Linked DNA regions of Homo sapiens: region 1 is linked to region 2. A link is an interaction called in ENCODE POLR2A ChIA-PET data of the cell type or tissue named here. Cell type or tissue: OCI-LY7. All regions are shown on one strand. Each heading gives the region's core, and the rest is flanking DNA. Links, peaks and the distances in the headings are about the cores only.

What was found. Peaks named below come from ENCODE experiments on the same cell type or tissue, not always from the same donor. Only the 100,000 strongest peaks of a DNase experiment are listed, where the experiment ranks them.
Region 1: POLR2A ChIA-PET joins it to region 2 with 8 read pairs; 1 of 35 experiments calls an interaction of 5 or more read pairs at or near these places.

The regions. Positions count from the first base shown.
Region 1 is chr7:142,458,317-142,461,232 of GRCh38, reverse strand. It overlaps LOC107986855 (a long non-coding RNA gene), which reads left to right. Exons shown (of 2, transcript XR_001745394.2): 2 at 1-140. It also overlaps TRB. Among named protein-coding and RNA genes, the nearest start is that of MIR11400, 15 kb to the left of the region's middle. In OCI-LY7, for the core only: CTCF peaks have their summits at 1,359 and 1,587 (motif pointing left); a DNase peak (open chromatin) is centred at 1,552.
Region 2 is chr7:142,297,534-142,300,449 of GRCh38, reverse strand. It overlaps TRB and the pseudogene TRBV1. Among named protein-coding and RNA genes, the nearest start is that of PRSS58, 41 kb to the right of the region's middle. RefSeq lists an enhancer at 2,167-2,461. In OCI-LY7, for the core only: CTCF peaks have their summits at 2,089 and 2,296 (motif pointing left); DNase peaks (open chromatin) are centred at 1,039, 1,639 and 2,299; H3K4me3 peaks cover 841 bases; H3K27ac peaks cover 1,628 bases.

The DNA of each region.
Region 1 (2,916 bases), core at 92-2,591, 160 kb before region 2:
ATGGAAATTTTTTTTATAATCATTTCAGTTACTGTTGCACTGGTGTATGCAATTGTCAAAATGTACCAGGATGTTTTTGTATTAATACTTGTGTTTTACTCTCAATTATACCTTAATAAAAAGTGTTACTAAAAATTAAACAGCTAAACTGCATAAAAGATGGCAGTCATTTACAAATGTATGCTTGTATTCTGTACAGCCCAATTTAAAAATGCATCACACAAAAAGAAGAAAAGACAGGAACACACGTATCTGTGTAAGATATGGAGAATGTGAGAAGTGGTCAGTGACTGAAATAGGCAACATTGAAATTTGGCATCAAATTAAGCTCAACGGATGAGTGGGCTGAAAAACAAGTGAGGATCAATATCAAGGAATGCTTTAGAAAAACAAAAACTTTCTAAAAATATCTTCATATACTGTTGAAATCATTCTGAGAACCATGAGCTGCTATACATTTTATAACTTGGGAAATTGGGCATTCATCAGTCTCACAATTGAACGTTTCTTTTCTTTCTGGCTTTCAACAGATTGGCCAATTGGTGAATTGATTTTTTTGCCCAGCAAGCAGCTTTCTCCCTCTTTGTGAGTGGGGTCCTGGGAGACCCGGCAGTCCCCCTTTGGCAGCCTCACAGAGGGGAGTTGGGCACAGCACAGACACACGGGGTTCCCTGCACGTGGGGTTTGCACTCCCTGTGAAGCCTAGCTATGGACCTCCCAGTCCTGCAGTTAATGGATCCCAACTAAAGAAACCTTGCCTCTAGGTATTCGCTTTACCTGTTAGTGCTAAGGAGGGATACAGGCTGGAGAAAAATAAAATGTTTGCTCAATATTATTCTGTAATATTTTACAAGAAAATCAATTGAGGAGGTCATGGATTTTCATCCAAGCCAAAGTCAAGATAATAGCTGAATTCCTTCCTTAATCTACCCTGAGAGGACTCAAACACTGCTCGATGCCCACAAATACTTAGTAGAGACTTATTTATAGTCTCCTTTTGATAATTCTACTCGTTGATTATCTTCAGGTCTAACGGCACTGTTTGGTGCATCTACTAATATTTTCCTTCTGTAGTTTGTTTACTTAGGTGTTTTAGAAATTGTTGTCAATATTTTTGGCCCTCCAGAGAACACGTGCTTGGTATCCAATGGAATCTAAGCCAAGGTGATGTTATCAGTACGACTTATAAACTTGTAGAATCCCTGATCACTCAAGGAGGTTAAAGCTGTTGCCTGGAGAGACATGCAGGGAAGATGAAGTGCAGCAGAGATGGACTGGACTCAGGGCACAGCCGGCCCCTTTCTTTCGCCTTTTCCTCTGAGGCAGTTGCTCCTCTGTCTGCACCTGCTCTGACACCAAAGCTGCCCAGCCAACATTCTTCAACTGTAGATGTCATTAAAGATTAGAGGGACTTCCCGCCTCTTGCATAGCTGTAGGTAGCCTAGCAATAACTGAAAACTGCTGCAACATCTGCATAATATGGGATCCAAGCCCGAATTTTTCTTAACCCTTTCCCTCCTAGGCTGCTCTCCCAGACTGCCCAGAGTACTTTAGTTCCCAGTGGACCACAGTGCCATCTTGTGGCCAATAAGTGAAGTTTCATCATTGTTTCTTCTGCAATGGCCCAAGGACTGCTGAGAAATGTCTACAGAGCGAGCTGCCAGAATATTCCAGAAGTGCCATCCCGCAGGTTTTATGAGCAGCTTCCCTAAACCCTCATCCCAACACTACTTCTAACCCTGACTATTGCTTTGAGTTACCAATCTTAATATCCCACCCTCATTCTGAATAACTCTTATCACATAGCTCCAGTTATAGTCTAACTTTTTCTCCCTTAAAACTACCATCTAAAGAAAGAGGAACAGAAGGAGAGGAATGAAAGGAAACAATATTTGGTTTTAAATAGTAAGAAAACACAGACGTTGAGGTATAAAGAGATTATTTAATCTGAATGACTAAGGATAAACAAAAATGCCCTCCAAAAATGACAGTGTTACCCCAAAAGCATAGATAAGCAAAAGATGAAGTTAAAAATGTCTATTAATAAAAAGTAAAATTGAAATATATAAAGGAGACCTCTTACAAGGAAATAAGCAATGGTGGAGGGAGCAATACCTAATGCACAAAATAAGGATGAACATAAGTAAGACCAGCAAAGGTGCTGCTACAGGAAATGATCAGCTTGTACAATGCACATCCACTGATCTGAGCAGCAAAGAGGGAAGAGATGATTATGAAAGAGGCAGAGGAGCAGCGGGAGATGAGGACACGCTGGTGCAAAATACTATCATAAGGAAGAAAATCAGCCAGGGGACTGTGGAATGTATGACTTTTCTTTCTCCTGTCTCCTGTGACAGCTGAAGTGGACCATTTTCATTTCCAATGATTTGCTCCTGCACCCTGAGTTAGATGCCCCTGGGATTTGCTGCTCCGCAGGTTCCCATGGATGAACTCCCTCTCCCTCCTTGTTGAGTATGGTCTGAAGGAGAGGTCATCTCTCCCTCCCCTTCAATCCCACAGTACTGGGGATTGGCACAGACTTCTCAATTGGCATTGACCTCTCTCATGGCAGGCTCACATGCCCCCTAACTGTGCCTTTTCATTTCCACTAGACTGAAAGTTAGATGTGGGCAATGGAACTTAACACCTTTATCATAGGATGCATAAGTAACTGCTTTCAAAATTATTGCTGTTTCTTTCACTGCCTTGGGTTACAGCTGAACAGGAAAAAAAGGCACAATTTCTTAATGTGACTTAACCACAAAAACCTTACCAAGTGCAAAAACAATATAACTACCAAGGGATTGCTCTCCTAAGTGGTGAGATGGCAAAATAAAACAAAAAACAAAGAAAATATTATCAAATACTTTAATGGAGACCCAGAATCCCAGTCCCTCTTATACAAACATCATTGCA
Region 2 (2,916 bases), core at 182-2,681:
GTGATCCAAACCCCATGGGGAAATACTGTCCTCAGGGTGAGGCAGTGATAGAGCCACCTGAGGAGGGGATTGGGTATTCTTTAGTTTTTCAAAAAAAAAAGAAAGAAAGAAAAAGAAAAGGACCTGCCGGGCGCGGTGGCTCACGCCTGTAATCCCAGCACTTTGGGAGCCCGAGGGGGGCAAATCAAGAAGTTAAGAGATTGAGACCATCCTGGCCAACATGGTGAAACCCTGTCTCTACTAAAAATACAAAAATTAGCCAGTCGTGGTGCTGGGCGCCTGTAGTTCCAGCTACCCGGGAGGCTGAGGCAGGAGAATCGCTTGAATCTGGAAGATGGAGGTGGAAGTGAGCCAAGATCGCGCCACTGCACTCCAGACAGTGAGACTCTGTCTCAAAAAAGAAAGAAGGAAAGAAAGAAACAAAGAAACAAAGAAAGAAAGAAAGAAAGAAAGAAAGAGAGAGAGAGAGAGAGAAAGAAAGGAGGGAGGGAGGGAGGAAGGGAGGGAAAGAAAAGAAAAAAAAAAAAAAGAAAGGAAAAGAAAAGAAAAGGTCTGACCATACATATTTGGAGCTGGGATGAGGGCTGAGATCCAGGGTCTAACTTGAGTCAAAAGAAAAGTCAAAAAACAGTCCATATTGGAAGGTGGATTGGTGAGGCCAGAGTGTTAAATACCTCACACAACATTTCCCAGAGGCACAAACCGACTGAAAGATACTTGGAAAAACTTAAACTTGACGGCATCTGTCCTACATTCAAGTTCAGGCACAGTCTCATTCAAGACAAACTCAGGCCACAGGCTGCAGGAGTCTGGGCAATTTAGCATTGCCACATCCAATAAATGACAGTATTATGATCTGAGATGTCTGCTGAGGTCTTACAGAATGCTGAACCGAGTGCTGAGGCTCAGCTGGATGCGTTGCCCCCACGGTTTTCTGATTAGATCCAGGAGGTTTGTGCACAGGGAGGCGGTGACTCTGCAGGGCTGTGTCTTGGCTGCTGGTGCAGAGATACGCAGCTGAGTCTTCTTGCTGCAGTGCGACCACATGAAGGTATAAGCGAGAGCTGTCAGGGCATTCAGGTGTGAAGTGATTTGGCACAGTCTTGTTTTCAATGAATTCCTTACAGTTGTAGTAAAACATGAACTCCAGGGATTTCTTAGCTTTCTGTCTGTACCAATACATAGAATCATGTCCCAGATGCTCACGTTTCATTGTCCTTTTACTCCCCATTGCTGTGACCAGGTATTTTGGTGTCTGGGTAATTCCAGTATCCATGGAGCCTATGAAAATAAGAAGCCAAATTCAGACTAAGCCTAGGACAGAATCTTCTGAAGCAGTTCCATGAAAAAAGCAAAAAATTTAAGGACAGAAATGTCCCACCTGTGCCCAGGACTCACCTGAGACAATGGACCACACCACAGTGGAGACTTCAGCCCATGGCAGGGTCACCCGGGGCACAGGCAGGGGGACCCTGTGTCTCCCTGCTCTGTGTCCTTGTCGTCTGGGTGTGCTTCCCTGGCCCTGAGACAGGGGCTGCTTGGGAAGTCTCTGCTCCTGTTGGTGTCACTATTAGTGTCTACAGCTCACACTTCCTCTTTCCTTTCCAAGCTTGGCACTGGCACCTCAAGAGGTGGGTTTAGACTAGCTTCTCAGGGCCAGGTGTGCAGGGCGGGTTCTTTAGACAGTTGCTTTTTTCTTAGCAGCTGCCTGCCCTTCCCACAACGAATGAATGGGTCTCCCCTTCCTCTTTCTACTTATGGCTCCCCTCCTCCCTAACACACAGACCCCTTCCCTTTGGGCAGATGCCTTCCCGATGCCTGTCTTGGACCCAGGATGAGCACACTCCAGCTCCCCTCCCTCATCTCAGTGAATTCCAGGAGGACACCTCACCTAGCTCAGTGGAGCCCTTCCCTGGAGCCAGCTGTGCATCATTTTAAGACCCAGTAAGGTAATGCCAACTAGGGAGGAAGCACCTTTCAGTGGGTGCTCGAGGGGACATGAGAGAAATAATCTGCGACCCCTACCCCCAGGGAGCATCTCACCTACTTAGGATGCAGGACCTGAACACAGACTAGAATAACAGGAGGCCCTAAGGGCATGAGCAGAGGGACTGCAGAGATGCAGGTCCAGGTGGAATGGACTTTAGTGTCTTCAAGTTGTCCACACATGGTCTCTCAACTACAACAAGGAGCAAACCCTGATACCAGAGCATTTGATTCCTTCGTTAGTCCTTTCCTCCCTCCTGCCTCTCTTCTCCCTCCACATGACTCAGGAATTTCACTAAAGTCGTAGCTCCTCCTGGAGGTGAAAGAGGCACATTGCCCTCATGTCAGCCATCTGCCCTCAGTCCTCCTGATACAGCATTGAGAGAATAGAATACAAAGGGATTCCGCAGGGGAATGCACAAAACAAGAAGGCATTTGAAACGCCGAAGTAAAGGTTTAGCAACTCTAACTACCACCTACTGGTGAAATGCCTCCAACAACCTCCATATACACACTTAAGATATCAAAATAATATTATCCAATAGGTATTTATGGAACACATAACTATATGTCAGGCACTGTTTGAGGACCAGGAATATAACAGTGAATAAAACCAACTCTCATGGGCACATGGGCCATTTTAATTTGTTCAAACAGCTTTTGTGAATAATATTCACATTCTCAAAGTGCTTCAGGGATTACAGGAGCTATAAGACATGTTTGACGTGGGCTGGGCATGGTGGCTCACGCCTGTAATCCTAGCACTCTGGGAGGCCGAGGTGGGCGGATCACGAGGTCAGGAGTTTCAGACCAGCCTAGCCAATATGGTGAAACCTCATCTCTACTAAAAATACAAAAAAATTAGCCAGGGGTGGTGGCGTGCACCTGAAGTCCCAGCTACTCAGGAGGCAGAGGCAGGAGAATCGCTTG